3 separate regions of the Homo sapiens genome follow, and regions 1 and 2 are each linked to region 3. The links are chromatin loops, found by intact Hi-C in ENCODE. Cell type or tissue: PC-9. All regions are shown on one strand. Each heading gives the region's core, and the rest is flanking DNA. Links, peaks and the distances in the headings are about the cores only. Region 1 overlaps PRKCG (protein kinase C gamma). Region 2 holds the start of PRKCG (protein kinase C gamma). Region 3 has its middle 32 kb from the start of CACNG6.

Evidence for each region. Peaks named below come from ENCODE experiments on the same cell type or tissue, not always from the same donor. Only the 100,000 strongest peaks of a DNase experiment are listed, where the experiment ranks them.
Region 1: it touches region 3 in a loop (6-fold over the local background); 71 of 110 quality-filtered maps call a loop at or near these places.
Region 2: a loop joins it to region 3, with 5 times the contacts of the local background. A loop is called at or near these places in 4 of 110 quality-filtered maps.

Annotation. Positions count from the first base shown.
Region 1 is chr19:53,903,812-53,909,174 of GRCh38, reverse strand. PRKCG (protein kinase C gamma) reads right to left here. Exons shown (of 18, transcript NM_002739.5): 16 at 4,433-4,540; 17 at 2,718-2,858; 18 at 1,523-2,468. The coding sequence ends at 2,280. Among named protein-coding and RNA genes, the nearest start is that of CACNG7, 2.8 kb to the left of the region's middle. RefSeq lists an enhancer at 1,271-1,812. In PC-9, for the core only: CTCF peaks have their summits at 1,998 and 2,197; no DNase peak of the experiment used is centred there.
Region 2 is chr19:53,878,197-53,883,808 of GRCh38, reverse strand. It overlaps PRKCG (protein kinase C gamma), which reads right to left and starts at 1,612. Exons shown (of 18, transcript NM_002739.5): 1 at 1,145-1,612; 2 at 615-646. The coding sequence starts at 1,314. RefSeq lists an enhancer at 609-1,160. In PC-9, for the core only: a CTCF peak has its summit at 1,492 (motif pointing right); a DNase peak (open chromatin) is centred at 1,598; H3K4me3 peaks cover 1,958 bases.
Region 3 is chr19:54,020,588-54,026,645 of GRCh38, reverse strand. No RefSeq gene overlaps it. Among named protein-coding and RNA genes, the nearest start is that of CACNG6, 32 kb to the right of the region's middle. RefSeq lists a silencer at 3,654-3,857. In PC-9, for the core only: CTCF peaks have their summits at 2,358 and 2,566 (motif pointing right); DNase peaks (open chromatin) are centred at 1,735 and 2,565.

The sequences.
Region 1 (5,363 bases), core at 977-3,476, 120 kb after region 3:
AGAGGCAGAGAGCCCGAGAGGGGCAGAGGCACAAAGAGAGACAGGGCAGAGAGAGAAAGTCACGCCGAGACCTTGAGGCCGAGAAATCCAGGGACTCAGGTCTGGAGACTGAAGGAGACACAGAGACAGAGAGAGACAAAGAGGGAGAGAGACAGAGTTTAAGACCACCCCTCACCACCTAGGCGCAGAGATTCTGAGGCCTGGGAAGTGGAGAGGTCAGAGACCAGGAAGAGACAGAAAGAGACAGGGGGACGCCCAGAGGCCTGGGGCTGAGAGATGCTGAGACCCAGAGACCTTGAGCTTGGAGAAGAGACAGAGACAGAGGCAGAGAGAGAGAGACAGAGAGACAGAGAGAGACAGAGAGAGACTCTGAGAAGGAGAGACAGCAGGGACAATCCTGGGGGTCCCCTGACGAGGACTGGGGCTCTAGCCAGGCCTGGGGCGGAGCCTGGGGTCTGGACGGCTGCAGGAAGCGGGAGGGGGCGTCCCGGGCCGGGGTCCCTACAGCAGCGGGCGGGCGCAGAGCGGAGTCGGGTCCTGCAGCCGCCGCGGAGCCAGGAGCCGGGCCACCCCCCCCCCCCGCCGTGATGTCAGCGGGGCCACTCTTAAAGGGGCAGGCCGCCCGCCGAGGGTCGGAGCGGGGGCTGGGGCCTGCGGGCACTGGATGGGGGTGTCGCGGCGGTGATGAGGGAGAGAGGGGCAGCCCCAGCATCCACCCGGACCGGGTCATGGAAACCCAGGAGACTGCAGGGAAGAAGACGTGCCCGGGTCCGCAAGGAAGACTGCGAAGCTTTGGGGCTCAGTCCCCTCCAAACACACAGACAAGGCACACCGCTCCACTGGTCTGGCCCTGACCGGAGACTACATTTCCCATCAGCCCTGGCGGCAAGGAGCCGCACTTGGGGGAAGGGTCTGCCGCGAGGCCTGCGGGGAAATGTAGTCCATCTGCACGGTCCCCGGCACTCCCCAGACTCTCAAGTGGGTCAAGGGAAAGAGGCCCAGAAGGCGCGTCTGCCTGCCGTGTGCCTCCGTCGCCGATTCCTAGGCTCTCGGGTTCTGGCTGTTTTTGGTTGCTCTGGCGTGGGGGTCTCTTCCTCTGATCAGGTCTCTAGGTCTCTCAAGAAGAGGCCAGACTGTGATCTCCCCGCTTGGGAAGGACTTCTCCCCGGTGTCTGAGCCTGGGGGTGCATGTGAGCTTGCGTGGCTGCTCTGGTGAACACGGACGCGCTGGGTCTCTGCGCGGGGGTCGCCACCTGGCACTCTCAGTGATCTCCGTGCCCCTCTCTCGCTGTGCACTGTCCACGTTGGTGCCCTCTGTGATATTTTCTCTCCCTGTCTCTGTCTGTCTGGGTCTCCTGCCTCTGTCTGCGCGCGCTTCTCTGCTTGCTCCCCTGCAGTGGGTGTCTCCCCTCTCACTTTGTGGGTCTCCGTGCTTTCCTTCTCTGTTTGTGTCTATGTACAGTCACTGTCCCGCCTCCACACCCCGTTCATTCTCCAAGCTTACAAGAAAATATCCAAACACTTCAGCATCAGCATCCCAAATTTATTCTCCAGCAGCTGTGGCCGGGTGGGAGAGGCTAAGGGAAGAGGAGGGGAGGAGGAGAGTCCCAGAGAGTGGCAGGCACTGGGGAGAGTTGGGGTGGGTCCGAGCCAGACAGGAGCCATGCACGGCAGGCGGGCTGCGGGGAGAAGTGATGGCTTCGGGATGGGGAAGTCTAGAACAAAAGCTGATTGGGAGCCTCTGGGGAAAGAATCCTCCATATATCCCAGAAATCCCCAGAGCACAGCAGCGGGACGTACTGGAGGAGGGGGGCACGCCTCCCACTCATCTAGAACTAGAGTGGAGGCGGGGAGCCTCGGAGGCCGAGGGCTGTTCTGGAACCTGAGTCTGGAACAGCCAACCCCGTGAGGCTATTTCCCCAGGGGCGGGGTCTGGGGGGAGGCACAGAACTACCAAGATGGAGTCTCGAACCCCATGGAGTTGGGGATGGTTAGTGGTGTGGTCTCTGGACCCGATTGGGGCAGAGTCCAGAACGCTAAGGTCAGGGAGAATATCGGGCTCCGCTCAAGTCTTGAACGCGGGACGGCTGTAGAGGCTGTATGGAGTTCAGAAGGCCAGGAACGCTTGGGAGGGGCGTCTAGAACCCGCGGGGGCAGAGCTGGAATGCTGGGGTGCAGGATCTAGAATGGGACAGGGGGTGGTGAAGTTGGGGGTGAAGTGGGGCTGCCGCCGGCACGGCGGAGGGGACGTTGGGGACACCTAGTGGCGGCGGGTGAGATTACATGACGGGCACAGGCACTGGGCTGGTGGGGCTGCGGGCATCCGGGTGCACGAAGTCGGGGTTCACGTAGGTGAAGCCCTGGAAATCGGCCTGGTCGATGCTGGCCAGGACTAGGCGGTCTGGAGGGGTCAGCGCTGGCGCCGCCCGCGTGAAGAACTTGTCAAAGTTCTCGCCGCTGCGGCCACACTGTGGGAGACGTGGGGGAGGGAAAGTTAAGCAGCTCCGAGGGCTCCTCGGGTGTCCCTCTGTGTACCCCAGTCTCATCTCCTGTCTCCTGCAGAATCTCTATTCATGCTTCATGGTGTCTGCACCTCCTTTTGTTGGGGGCGGGGGGCTCTGCAGAGGGAACCCCACCCCCACATACAGGTATATTGAGGCCCAGGGGAACCCCACCCCTTCAGGGACCAGGTTTTTGTTGCCTGGAGGGTGACTGACCGGGCGGGGTCTGAAAGGAGGCGGGATCTCCAATCGTTCCAGCCGCTCCCAGTCAATCCAGCGGAAAAAGCCATGTGCACGGATGGTAGGTTCCCCATCAGGCCCTGAGCCCAGGCGCTTCCCTGGGTGCTTGGTCAGGAACTGTGGGAAACACAGAGAGAGACAGACAGACAAACAGACAGAGTGCCGGACAGGTAGACCCAGAGAAAGAGGGACAGAGACAGGCAGATGGAGGAACCAAGAGACACAGGCATGAGATCCGGAGAGATAAGAACAGCCAGGGGAAACAGGCAAATGGAGGGAGGAAGGGAAAAGAAAGGAGAGAGAGAGAGAAGAAAAGAAGAAGAAGAAGAAGAAGAAGAAGAAGAAGAAGGAGGAGGAGGAGGAGGAGGAGGAGGAGGAGGAGGAGGAGGAGGGAGGAGGAGGAGGAGGGAGACAGACAGAGAGCGAGACAGAGAGAGACAGAGAGGAGAGAGAGAGGAAGAGGGACAGAGAGAGAGAGAGACAGAGGGTGAGAGTGAGTGAGAGAGAGAGAGAGAGAGACAGGAAGAAGGAGAGGATACATGAAAATGATAGCAGATGAAATTCATACCCAGAGACCCAGGGACACACAGAGAAACAGAACAAATCATGAGGGAGATGGAGAAGAGGAGAGGGAAAAGGGGTAGGGGGAGAGAGGGAAGGGGAGAGAGGGACGGGGAGAGGGAAGGGTAGGGGGAGGGAGGGAAGGGGAGAGTGAAGGACAGAGGGAGGTCGGTAGGGGGAGGGAGGGAAGGGTAGAGGAGATGAAGGGGAAGAGGGAGGGAATGGGGGAAGAGAGGTTGCAGACCCAGAGAAAAGGGGAAATAGAAATTCAGAGGGTGGTACAGAGACCCCAGGTAAGAAGGCAGAAACTCAGAGAAGGGAGGAGACAGAGGAGACCCAGGGGGACAGAGATTCAGAAAGAGAGAAGGATAGAGACCCAGGAAACACACACCCAGAGGGAGGAATAAAGACCAAATATGGGGACAGAGACCCAGAGAAAAGGGAGGACAGAAAGCCAGCAGGAGAGGAGGGTGAGATGTAGCGTGTGTGTATGAGAGTGGACACAGGAGGGGACAGAGATGGGGGGTAGGGGGGTTGGACAAAGGCCCAAAAGTGTAGACAGAGATGCAGAAGGAGACACAGAGAAAAGGAAGAAACACAGAGAGCCCCATCGTATGCAGATGGAGGGGAGGCATGAGACAGAAACCAGAGAGACTGTCAGGGAGATGCAGAGAGAGCAGCTAGACGCAGAAGGTGCTGACATGGGCTGAAAATCTGCTATGGGCCAGGTGCTTTCTTCTGTGTCAACTCCATAACCCCTGAAGAGAGTTAAGCTCACAAAGTTTTGGTGACTCACCCAAGTTCACACAGGAAGAAAAGCTGCAGAAGTTGGGTTTACCTGACCCACCCAGTTCTAGACAGACAGACACCCTGGACTTTCAGCACTTCCTGCAAGCAGGGAGCTGGGGAGTGGGAGTCACAGAGAAGGATGAGACAGAGGCCATCTCCAGGCCTCGTGGCAACAGGGCTGGAAATCATTGTTCTAACAAAACCTATGCATCATATCAACTTTTCCAACAGATGGAAGTAAAGTGACTTCAGGAATGGGAGCATTTTTCTAATAGGCACAGAGACAGCAATGGGGTGTGTGGTTGTGAGCCTGGAGAAGCTGGGAGTCAGGGGGCTCTCACCCCCTTGCAGATGGCCACGGCTTCCCGGGAAAGCGACTTGGGGTAGGTGACAGTTTGTTCCATGATGGCCTGAAACAGCTCCTCCTCGTCCTCCCCATCGAAGGGAGGCTATCAAAGTGGAGGGGATAGAGAGTCAGGGACATGCCCAACTGCCTTTCCCCAAACCTTCCACACCCTCCTCACCCCACCGGGAACATGCCTGACCCATCACACGCCCCACATGCACACCTGACCACACCCTCAGGAGAGATCAGACCAAACCACCAAAGCTTGATCTCTCTCCTTCTCAGGTTCTCTCATTTCCTATCTCGGATGCCTCAGATCTGTGCATCTCTGTACTATTCTGCCTCTCTTTATCTGCTATGTAAATCAGCAGGCTGTTAATTATGCAACATGTCAGTTAAATAGAAGAGAGGAAAAACTGCAGGAAACACCCTAAAAGCATTCTCCTGGTTGGATGAGTAGTTCACAGTCTTCTGAGGTTACAAAAAATGATACCAAGGCAAAGATTTAGAGATGGGGTTTCATCATATTGGCCAGGCTGGTCTCAAACTCCTGACCTCAAGTGATCTGCCCACTTCGGCCTCCCAAAGTGCTTGGATTACAGGCGTGAGCCACCATGTCCGGCCAAATTTTTTTTTAACTTCTAACTAAAATTTAGCATTCCCTTCAGTTATGAATGCAGGCAGCAGCAGTGCTTGTGGCTTCATTATCAATAGTAATCACAGGTATTTTCTCATCACATGAGAGTTGCAGATATTCCAAATTATTAGTCATTGCTACATCAAAATTACTGTTAGAGCTCCTTTTTACTTTACTACCATTAGAACTTACTACTTAATGAATTAATAAGAAATTGCACATATGTCCATTTTCCAATTTTAAATATTTAGACAACTGTATACATTGAATTTAGTTGGTTGTTAGATTC
Region 2 (5,612 bases), core at 153-2,652, 140 kb after region 3:
GCAGACAGATTCAAAGAGCGAAAACCGAAATATCTTCAGACGCAGCCCAGGAAGCAGCAACTTGGGCAGAAGTGAGTCTGGGGGCGCTGCTGCCGGCCCGCCCCCCACCCTGACTCACTCTGTTCTCAGCAGTAGCAGCTGGTGCTCAAGGACTCGCCCCCCTCTCCCGCCCCCCAGAACTGCCGGCCCCGCCCGGCCCCCACTCGCCCATTGGTGACCCCACCCGGCCTGCCCCTGCCTAGGACGGCTGGTGTTGTCATGGCGACGGCAGCCTGGGGTGGGGGGGGGCTCTGACTTTGCATCTCCAGCCCCCTCCCCCTTCCCCCCTTCAGCTCCCCTTTTCCAAATCTCCATGTTCCCATGGCAACAGATTCTCCAAATATCTGTCCCCACCTGGAGCCGGCCGAGGGAGGGGCCCCCAGCACCACCTCCGCGGTGGCCCCACCATCAAAGCTCCCTCCCCACCACAGGCTGTGTCTCTGCCACACCCCCCGCCCCGGGCTCCCCCGCGCCTCTCTGGGGACCAGAGAACACGTGTGTCAAGCAGCCTCAGCTGTGGGGCCCCAGCCTCCACCCTCCTGAGGGTCCCAGGAGCCCCGGTCCCCAGCTCTTACCTTGACATTGCAGGCCCTGCTTTCCGATACCCCTGGAAGAGTCAGGGATCCTAGGTCAGTGCAGAAAGGGGTACCTGGACCCCCAACCTCTGCGAGCCACAGGGGGCCTGCGCTCTCTGACCCTCCTCCCGCAGGGCCCAGGTGTCCAAGCCCCGGCCACCTCCTCTTTCTAGAACCCAGAAATTTTGGCCCCCAGCCCTTCTTCCCTTAGACTGGAGTTCAGCCCCCAGTTTCTTCCTCCTTCAGACCCAGGAATCCAGGCTCCCAGCCCCCCAGGCCCTTCCTCCCTCAGACCCAAGACTCCAGGACCTCTGTCCTCCAGCCTCCTCCTCCCTCGGACCCAGCACTCCAGGAACCAGCCTCCTCCTCACTGAAACCCAGGAGTCGAAGCTCCCAGCGTTCCCTGGCCATCCTAGAACCTGGGAGTCGGGACTACAGCCCCCTCCTTCTTCCTTCCACAGGGGTCGGCGTGATAGGAGTCTGCACCCCTAGTCCCCTCGTCCCCCAGTCCCCCAGCCCCCTTCCCTCACCAGATGAAGTCGGTGCAGTGGCTGCAGAAGGTGGGCTGCTTGAAGAAGCGAGCGGTGAACTTGTGGCTCTTGACTTCGTGGACCACCTTCTGCCTCAGGGCCCCCTTTCTGCAAAACAGGGGCCGGGGTCCCCCCTCTGAATCGCCTACGCCGGGGCCCAGACCAGCCATGGCCCCAGAAACGTAGCAGGGACCAGGATCCTGCCTTTCTTGGGGGAAACAGGTGGAAGGGAGAGGAGCTGGAGACTCGAAGGATCAAAGGAGCCACAGGGAAATTCCGAGGTGGGCAGGAGAGGGGCAAGGCACCTCCAGGTGCGGAGCGCGCCAGGCAGGGAGCGGCACCCCGGGCGCGCCGGCTCCGCCAGGGGGAGCGGGCGAGTGGGGAGGAAGAGCCAAAGGCAGGGGCGCCGGCAGCCGGAGGCACGGGCGGCGGCGGTGGGAGCTCCAGCTCCGGCACCTGCTGAAATGTGGGAGCCCCGGGTTGGGGGAGGCGTTGCCAGGACGACCGAGAGGGCGGGGTTTCGGCTTAAAGGCGCTCCCCTCCCGGAGACACGGGACAAATGTCCTCCCTCCCCGCCCCCCACACGTGCACACACCCACTCCGGGGGCTGGCTGGAGGGAGGGGCATCCTCTGAGCCTGGCTCCCCCCCACCACCCTGCAATCTGTCATCCTGCCCCGCGTTCCTCCCCCACTAGGGTGCCTCGTGTGTCCTGTGGGCGCCCTGGGGTCCCTGTGTCTGACCCTGCCCCTCTCCTTCCTTCAACAAACTTTATGCTCCACGCTAGGGGTCCAGCAGTGGACAGGCAGGGCGCTAAGGTTCTCACTTTCTCCGATGCCGGCTGAGTCTTTATTTCCTCCCCTGGCCTCTCCATTATTTGTGTAGCTCTCTGCCTGCGTGTGTCTTTCTTGTGACCTCTGTCCCTCTCCCTCTATTCCTGGAGCGAGCTTTCTCGATGTGTCTCTGTTTCTGCCTCTCAGTGGATCTGTTTTCTTTTCCCTGTCTCCGAGAAATGCTGTTTCTATTTCTTTCTATTTCTCTATTTCCTCTGCTGTGTGTCTCCATCTGTATCTGTCGCCATCTCTGGGTCTTGGTGTCGTGGTTCTTCTCGGGGTCTTGGTCTGCCTCACTGTGAATCAGTCTCCCTCTGTCTCTCCCTCTACGTCTGATAAATTCTTCCGCCTCTGTCTCCCTGAGTTTGTTTCTTTCCCTGTCTTTGTCTCTCTGGCTCTGTGAATCTCTATTCTCTCTCAGGCTGTGACTCTGTCTCCCCCTCCCTCTGCAACTTGATCTCTTTGGGAGTCCGTCTCTGTCTTCCTCTCTGGGAGTCACTCTCTAAATGCTTGCCCCTGTCTCTCCCTCTCTCTCCTCACCTCCACCCGTCTTTATAAATGCCTTTGTCTCTGTCTCTCTCCCTTCCTCCGGTTCTGCAACTCCGTCTCTGTTTTTGTTTGTCTCTTCCTATATCTCTCTGGTTCCATCTGTTTCTCTGTACTTGTCCCTCTCTGGCTCTGTTGATCTCTCTCTCTCTCTCTGATGCTAGGGGGGTCTCTCTCCTGTCTATGACTCAGTCTCTCTCTCCCTCTTCTCTTCTCTGTCTCTGTCCCTTTCTCTCTGACCCAATCTCTCTCCCTCTTCTCTTCTCTGTCTCTGTCTCTGTCCCTTTCTCTCTGACCCAATCTCTATTTGTCTCTCTGGCTCTATGAATCTCTTTCTGTTTCTGGGGATCTCCCCGTCCCTCTGTGTCTGTGATTCACTCTCCCTGTGTCTCTGGCTCTCTGAATCTATTCATCTCTCTGACTCTCTGAATCTGTGTCTCTGGCTCTATGAATGTCTATGTCTCTCTGACTCTGAATCTGTGTCTCCGGCTCTATGAATGTCTCTCTATGTCTCTCTGACTCCCTGAATCTGTGTCTCTGGCTCTATAAATCTATGTCTCTCTGACTCTGAATCTCTCTGTGTCTCCGGCTCTATGAATGTCTCTCTATGTCTCTCTGACTCTGAATCTCTCTGTGTCTCTGGCTCTATGAATCTCTATGTTTCTCTGACTCTGAATCTCTCTGTGTCTCTGGCTCTATGAATGTCTTTCTATGTCTCTCTGACTCTCTGAATCTCTGTGTCTCTGGCTCTATGAATCTCTATGTCTCTATGAATCTCTGTGTCTCTGGCTCTATGAATCTCTTTCTATGTCTCTCTGACTCTCCGAATCCCTCTGTGTCTCTGGCTCTATGAATCTCTCTGTTTGTCTCTTTGGCTCTGTGAATCTCTGTGATTCAGGCTCTCTGAATCTCTCTATATGTCTATGAATCTCTCTGTGTCTCTGGCTCTATGAATGTCTCTCTATGTCTCTCTGACTCTCTGAATCTCTGTGTCTCTGGCTCTATGAATCTTTCTATGTCTCTCTGACTCTCCGAATCTGTGTCTCTGGCTCTATGAATCTCTCTGTTTGTCTCGTTGGCTCTGTGAATCTCTGTGATTCAGGCTCTCTGAATCTCTCTATATGTCTCTATGAATCTCTCTGTGTCTCTGGCTCTCTGAATCTCTGTCTCTGGCTCTAGGAATCTCTGTCGAGGGTCTCTAGATAGAGACTTCCCTCTCTGTGTCTCTGTGATTCAGTCTCTCTCCCTCTTCCCTTTTCTGTGTCTCTCTCTCTGTCCCCTTCTCTGACCCACTCCATGTGTCTATCTGGCCCTGTGAGTCTCTCTCCATCTCTGAGGTCTCTCCCTCTCTCCCTGTGTCTCTGTGATTCAGTCTCTCTCCCTCCTGTCTTTTCTATGTCTCTGTCCTCTGTCCTCTTCTCTGACCCACTCTACGTGTCTCTCTGGCCCTGTGAATCTCTCTGTCTTTGAGGTCTCTCCCTCCCTCTAAGTGTCTCTGTGATTCAATCCCTGTCTCCCTCTCTCTAGATCTCGCTGGCTTCGGCATCCTCTCTGTGCGCCCCCTCTCAGGAAAGGGGTCTCTCCAAGGGCCGGCGCGGTCAGTCTCTTCCGGCCTCCACACCTCTTGGTCGCTCTACCCGCGTCCCCGCCTCTCTCTGGTCGGGCTCTGCGCCTCCCCGGCTCGGGAGCGCTTCCCAGTCCCCGCTCCCGGGAGACCCTCTCTGTTGCCAGGGGCAACCACGGCCCGCCCCGGGCTGCGGGCGCAGTGCATTCTGGGACTGGTAGTCCGAGCCTGCGGACCAGCCACTCTCGGGACACGACCGAGAACTCCGCCTCCCGGCGTGCCCCGCGAGGCTGGGCGGGACGCTGCGGCGGCGCCTGGGAGGGACTCTGGACGCCCAGCTTACCTTCTCTGGGACTTTTCAGGGGTTCGGGGCGGGTTTCCTGGGATTCCCAAAGCCGAAGGGAAGGTGGGGGAATCCGAGTCCTCTTGTAACCACTCTCCCTAAATGTGGAGTCCACTGGCCTTCCAGCCACCTCCAGGTGACCTAGGGCGAAGGATAGGCGGCGGGGATGGCCCCGAAACCGACCTAGGAATCCCACCACGTTCTAGTCCAGTGTCCTTGAGTTCTTTCCCGAGTTAACCAACGTATCACCCCAGAGTTCTATAGCTGTTCTTTCGGATGCCTTCCAGAAGGGATTCAGGCATGGGATGGGAGAGAAGGGTGGGCGAGGCGTCCTTTAAGAAGACAGCGATGGAGTGGGTTGGAGCTCAAGAGTGGACGCTGCAGAAATGAAAAGGAGGCCTTTCCTCATCCAACGACAGTGTGTGCCCCAGCTGGCCTTTCCTTCTCCCCTTCCAGGGGAACCCTTCCCTCCCTTGCGGTATCTCTCCCCAATTGCTTTTGCGGATGTAGATGCAGATAGCGGGTTCTGTGATCATCGAATTTTCTTTAAAACTTTTTTTTAAATAGAGACGAGGTCTTGCTGTGTTGCCCAGGCTGGTCTTGAACTCCTGGGCTTAAGCGATCCTCCCGCCTTGTCCTCCCAGTGTTGGGACTACAGGCGTGAGCCTCCGCGCCGGCTGATCATGGAATATATATATATATATATATATATATATATATATATATATATTTTTTTTTTTTTTTTTTTTTTTTTTTTTTCAGACGGAGTCCCGCTCTGTCTCCCAGGCTGGAGTGCAGTGTGGCGCGATCTCGGCTCACTACAACCTCCGCCTCCCAGGTTCAAGCGATTCTCCTGCCTCAGCCTCATGAGTAGCTGGAACTACAGGTGCCCTCCACCACGCCCGGCTAATTTTTGTATTTTTAGTAAAGACGGGGTTTCACCATGTTGGCCAGGATGGTCTCGATCTCCTAACCTCGTGATCCACCCGCCTCAGCCTCCCAAAGTGCTGGGATTACAGACGTGAGCCACCCGCCGGGCCTGATCTGGGAATTTTGTAGGGCTTATATTTATTTGTGTATTTGTGATTCTCCTGAGGTCCGGGAAATATGTAGGCGGAGGATTACCTAGGTGCCCAGGCAAGAGACTGAAGGCACAAACTGTTTCAGTATAATAAACAAAATAG
Region 3 (6,058 bases), core at 1,337-3,836:
CCAGCCTGACCAACATGGTGAAACCCCGTCTCTACTAAAAATTCAAAAATTAGCTGGGTGTGGTGGCGAGCACCTGTAATCCAGCTACTGGGGAGGCTGAGGCAGGAGAATCACTTGAATCTGGGAGGTGGAGTTTGCAGTGAGCTGAGATTGCACCACTGCACTCTAGCCTGGGCGACAGAGCAAGACTGCATCTCAAGAAACAAAAACAAAAACAAAATCAGGATTCTCTTAGCAGAGAAGATTTTGGATTTTGAGAAACACCTGTCCCTTATATCGTACGATGACTTTTCTCTTATTTTTTCTGATCTTAATATAATTATATCAGCTTCCTGGAGAAGTTCCTCCACCACATTTTCTTACTTGTTCATTTTTCTTCAGCTGTATCAATTCTGCCTTTTTTTTTTTTTTTTTTAAAGAGACACGGTCTCACCATGTTGCCCAGACTGGTCTCGAACTCCTGGTCTCAAGTGATCATCCCACCTCAGCCTCTCAAAGTGCTGGGATTACAGGCGTGAGCCACGGCACCCACCCTACTGCCTATTCTGTTAGAGGATAATGTTATATATTTTTTACCATCATGTATTTTTATACTTTTTATTTCCATAAGCCTCTTGCTTTATGGAAAATTGTTCTTGTTTCATATTGCTAATATGTGTCCTTTTTTAGTATGTTTCTTTTTTTTTCTTTTTATTTTTTGAGACAGGGTCTTGCACTGTCACACAGACTGGAGTGCAGTGGCACAATCATAGCTCACTGCAGCCTTGACCTCCCAGGCTCAAGCAATCCTCCTGCCTCAGCCTCCCAAGTAGCTGGGGCCACAGGTGTGCACCACCACACTGGGCTAATTTTTTTTTTTTTTTTTTTGTAGAGATGGGAATCTCACTATGTTGCCCAGGCTGGCTTTGTTAAGAAGTACATTTCTTATGCTAATTATAAATTCTTGATCTATCTGACACCTCCTCCCCCGAAAAAAACACTCTCATTGCTTCACCACACCAAGCAACTGACAAAGCTTTATATTCAAGTCCTCAGGGAGAACATCCAGTTTTAAAACACAGCTGCAAGTTGTTAGACATTCTCTCTTCTTTTTTTTTTTTTTTTTTTGAGATGGAGTTTCGCTCTTGTTGTCCAAGCTAGAGTGCAATGGCACGATCTCAGCTCACTGCAACCTCCACCTCCCAGGTTCAGGCAATTCTCCTGCCTCAGCCTCCAGAGTAGCTGGGATTACAGGCACCCGCCACCATGCCTGGCTAATTTTGTGTGTGTGTGTGTGTGTGTGTGTGTGTGTGTGTGTGTGTGTGTGTGTATTTTTAGTAGAAACGGGGTTTCACCATGTTAGCCAGGCTGGTCTCAAACTCCTGACCTCAGGTAATCCACCTGCCTCGGCCTCCCAAAGTGCTGGGATTACAGGCATGAGCCACCGCGCCCAGCTGACATTCTCCCTTCTACAGGTGCAGTCTATAGCTCCTTGCTCTGAAATATTGGTGAGTCCCTGACTGCTTCGGCTGATAGAGTCAGAATAGACACCGTCTCTACATTTAACAAATAAACTAAAAATTATCCAGGCATGGTGGCATATGCCTGTAGTTCCAACTATTTGGGAGGCTGAGGCAGGAGGATCTCTTGAGTCCAGGAGGTCAAGGCTGCAGTGAGCTATAATTACACCACTGCACTCCAGCCTAGAGGCAACTTCTGAGTCTAGATCATAAAAGGTGATTCACCTTCTGCCTTGTTTGCTGAACCAAACGTCATGCAGGAAGTCTGCCTGTCCTGAGACCACCATGCTGTGAGGAAGCCCAAGTCACACAGAGAGGCCACGTGTGGGCACTCGGGTCAGCTGTCCTCCAGCTGCGCACAACCGTGGAGTCATCCAGCCCAGACACCGGACGTATGAGTGAAGACGCTCCCAGATCTTCCAGATAATTCCGGCACCCTCCATTCCAGTCTTTGCAGCTGAGGCTGCAGATAAAACCACCCTTGCTGTACTCTGTCCAAATTCTTGACTGCTAGAATCTACGAGTATAAATAAACTATAGCCGGGCGTGGTGGCTCACACCTGTAATCCCAGCACTTTGGGAGGCTGAGGCAGGCGGGTCACCTAAGGTCAGGAATTCAAGACCAGCCTGGCCAACGTGGTGAAACCCCGTCTCTACTAAAAATACAAAAATTAGCTGGGCGTGGTGGCTCGTACCTGTAATCCCAGCTAGCAGGGAGGCTGAGGCAGGGGAATCCCGCTTGAACCCGGGAGATGGAGGCTGCAGTGAGCCAAGATCGCACCACTGCACTCCAGCCTGGACGACAGAGCGAGACTCTGCCTCATAAAAGGAAGGAAGGAAGGAAGGAAGGAAGGAAAGAAGGAAGGAAGGAAGGAAGGAAGGATGGATGGATAAATAGCAGTTGTTTTTTGCCACGAAGTTTGGGGTGACTGGGTGTAAGTCAGCAGGTAACCAGAACAGAGAAGCTGCCCTGAGAGAGGGCAATTGTCCTAATTTAAAGGGATGACGCCTTTCGTTCCGTGGCCCCAGCTCTAGGTCCAAGTTGTTGCTGTCATTTTCGCCGCTAGGTGGCGGCTCATGACTGTTTCCAGCCAACGGCGGGGCAGCAAGAGGGGATGTCAATTTCTCTCCCAGCCTCGCCAGCTGATGGGGCCTTCAGCCTGGTGCCTAGTACATCAGTTAAGCACGGTGATTATTATTTCCTTGCAGAAACCCAACCTCACCCTACCTCTCCGCACGCTCATACCCTCGTTTCCAGCCTCAAGCCTTTTGCTGGAGTCCATGAAGCCCCGCAGAGAGGCTGCAGACACGGGGGCGCCTTAGCCCAGTTCCAGAGACCCTAGTTCAGCCTGCAGCTTGAGAAGGAAGTGGGGAGCTGGGGAGGCCACGCTCCCTCCGCTCCGGTCTTCTACCCCAGGGCTGGTCTTTCGCTGACGCTTCAGGAAATGAAACGCAGTACATTGCAACATCATGCACTGTTTCCCCCCCTACAATATGAAATTTAATTTTTTTAAGCATTACTGATTTATTTTTTAGGGCAAATAAAAATTGTATGTACTTATGGTGTACAACATGATGTGCTGAAATAGTATACGTTGTGAAAAGGCTAAATTGAGCTAATTTACATGTGCATTGCCTCACATTTATCATTTTTGTGTGTGTGGTAAGAACACTTACAATCTACTCTCTTAGGAAGGCTCAAGAACACAGCACATCCGTGTTAACTAAAGCCCCTCTGTTGCAGCATCATCCTCTTAAAGCCCATCCCCTCCTGGGCTTCCCTCACTGTGAGTCTGCAGCTGACACCACAAAAATTCAGGCCATCAAGTTCTAACTCATAAAATAGAATTACCATGGGATCCAGCAATTCCATTTCTGGGGAGATACCCAAAAGAATTCCAAGCAGGATCTTGAAGAGATATGTATGTATGTATGTATGTATTTTTTGAGACGGAGTCTCACTCTGTCAGCCAGGCTGGAATGCAGTGGTGCGATCTCAGCTCACTGCAACCTCTGCCTCCTGGGTTTAAGTGATTCTGCTGCCTCAGTCTCCCGAGTAGCTGGGACTACAGGCACCTAACACCATGCCCAGCTAATTTTTGTATTTTTAGTAGAGATGGGGTTTTGCCATGTTGACCCGGGTGGTCTTGAACTCCTGACCTCAGGTGATCCACCCTCCTCGGCTTCCCAAGCCAAGGATTACAGGCATGAGTCACTGCCCCCAGCCTATCTGTGTATTTATTTTTGAGACAGGGTCTCTCTCTCTGTTGCCTGGTGAGTAATACAGTAGTGTGATCTTGGCTTACTTATTGCAGCCTCGACCTCCTGGGCTCGAGCGACCTTCTCACTTCAGCCTCCTGAATAGTTGGGACTACAGGCATGCACCACCAAGCCCAGCTACTTTTAATTTTAATTTTATTTTATTTTACTTTTGTAGAGACAGGGTTTCACCATGTTGCCTAGGCTAGTCTTGAACTCCTGGGCCCAAGTGATCCACCCTCCTTGGCCTCCCGAAGTACTGGGATTACAGGCGTGAGCCACCACGCTCGGCCGGAAGAGATAATTTATACGTTGATGTTCTTAACAGCATTATTCACAAAAACCAAGAAATGGAAGCAATGTAAGTGCCATCAATGAATGAATGTGTAAAGAAAGTGTGGGATCTACATAAATGGACAAGCATTCAGCCTCTGAAAGGAAGGAGATGCTGACATGTACCTGTGGGAGGCCAACACTTGTTACCAAGAGACCTGATCAGTGAAGAACCTTGAACAGCCACCCCGGAATGACTTCTGGTTTGGGGCTTTCAAAGAGTGGGTGACAGTGTGGCCCTTGCCTTCATCAGCCTTGAATCCGCGAGGAGCTGAGCACGGGATCGTGGTCTGAGAATCAGGGGAAAGACTCCTGGGCAGCTTCCCTGTTCTGAGCAAGCTACTCCCCTTCCCTGGAACTGTCTTATGTATCCAGTGATTTCACAAATATTTGTCGAGCACGTACTATGGACCAGGCATTTTGAAAAGACTGTTACTGTTGGCTGGGTGCGGCGGCTCATGCCTGCAATCCCAGCACTTTGGGAGACCGAGGCTGGCGGATCATGAGGTCAGGACTTCCAGACCAGCCTGACCAACATGGTGAAACCCCATCTCCACTAAAAATACAAAAATTAGCTGGGCGTGGTGGTGGACGCGTGTAGTCCCAGCTACTTGGGAGGCTGAGGCACGAGAATCACTTGAACCCGGGAGGCAGAGGTTGCAGTGAGTTGAGGTCACACCACTGCACTCCAGCCTGGGCGACAGAGCAAGACTCCATCTGAAAGAAAAAAACAACAAACTGTAGATTGTAACAAGAGACATGCTAGAAATCAAGAGGGATGCACTATAACACAATGAGTGTATGGGAGGTGGGTCTTTCCTTTGCAAAGTGGGTAAGGGAAGACTTGGATGAAAATATGTTGAAGCTGAGAATTAAAAACAGTGTAAGTATCCAGCCATGAGAAATGCAAAGAGAATGACACTTCAGGCAGAAGGCACAGCGCAGGCAAAGGCCCTGGGGCAGGAGCAAGCCTGGCCAGTACTAGTTCCAAGAATGGACACAGGCCAGCGTGGCTGAGGCAAAGTGAGCCGGCTAGAGCACAGCAGGAGAAGGGAGGTGCTAAGCCCGGATCATGCAGAACTTTGCAAGTTGTGATAAGAAGTTTGAATGTGGGGCCGGGTGCAGTGGCTCACGCCTGTTACCCCAGCACTTTGGGAGGCCAAGGCGGGGCAGATCACGAGGTCAGGAAATCAAGACCATCCTGGCTAACACGGTGAAACCCCGTCTCTACCAAAAATACAAAAAATTAGCCAGGTGTGGTGGTGGACGCCTGTAGTCCCAGCTACTTGGGAGGCTGAGGCAGGAGAATGGCGTGAACCCGGGAGGCGGAGCTTGCAGTGAGCTGAGATCGCACCACTGCACTCCAGCTTGGGCGACAGAGCGAGACTCCGTCTCAAAAAAAAAAAAAGAAGTTTGAATGTAGCTGGGCCCAGTGGCTCATGCCTGTCATCCCAGCACTTTGGGAGGCCGAGGCAGGAGACCAGCCTGACCAACATAGAGAAACCTCATCTCTACTAAAAATACAAAGTTAGCCGGGCGTGGTGGCGCATGCCTGTAATCCCAGTTACTTGGGAGGCTGAGGCAGCAGAATCGCTTGAACCTGAGAGGGGGGGTGCAGTGAGCCAAGCTCGTGCCATTGCATTCCAGGCTGGGCAACAAGAGCGAAAATCTGTCTCAAAAAATAAAAGAAGTTTGAGTGTGTGTGTGTGCGTGTGGTTTTTTTTGTTTGTTTTGTTTTGTTTTGTTTGAGACTGAGTCTCACTCTATTGCCCAGGCTAGAGTGCGGTAGCATAATCTCAGCTCACTGCAACCCCCGCCTCCTGGGTTCAAGCGATTCTCCAGCCTCAGCCTCCAGATAGCTGTGATTACAGCCATGCACCACCAGGCCCAGCTAATTTTTGTATTTTTAATAGAGACGGGGTTTCACCATGTTGGCCAGGCTGGTCTCGAACTGCTGACCCCAAGTG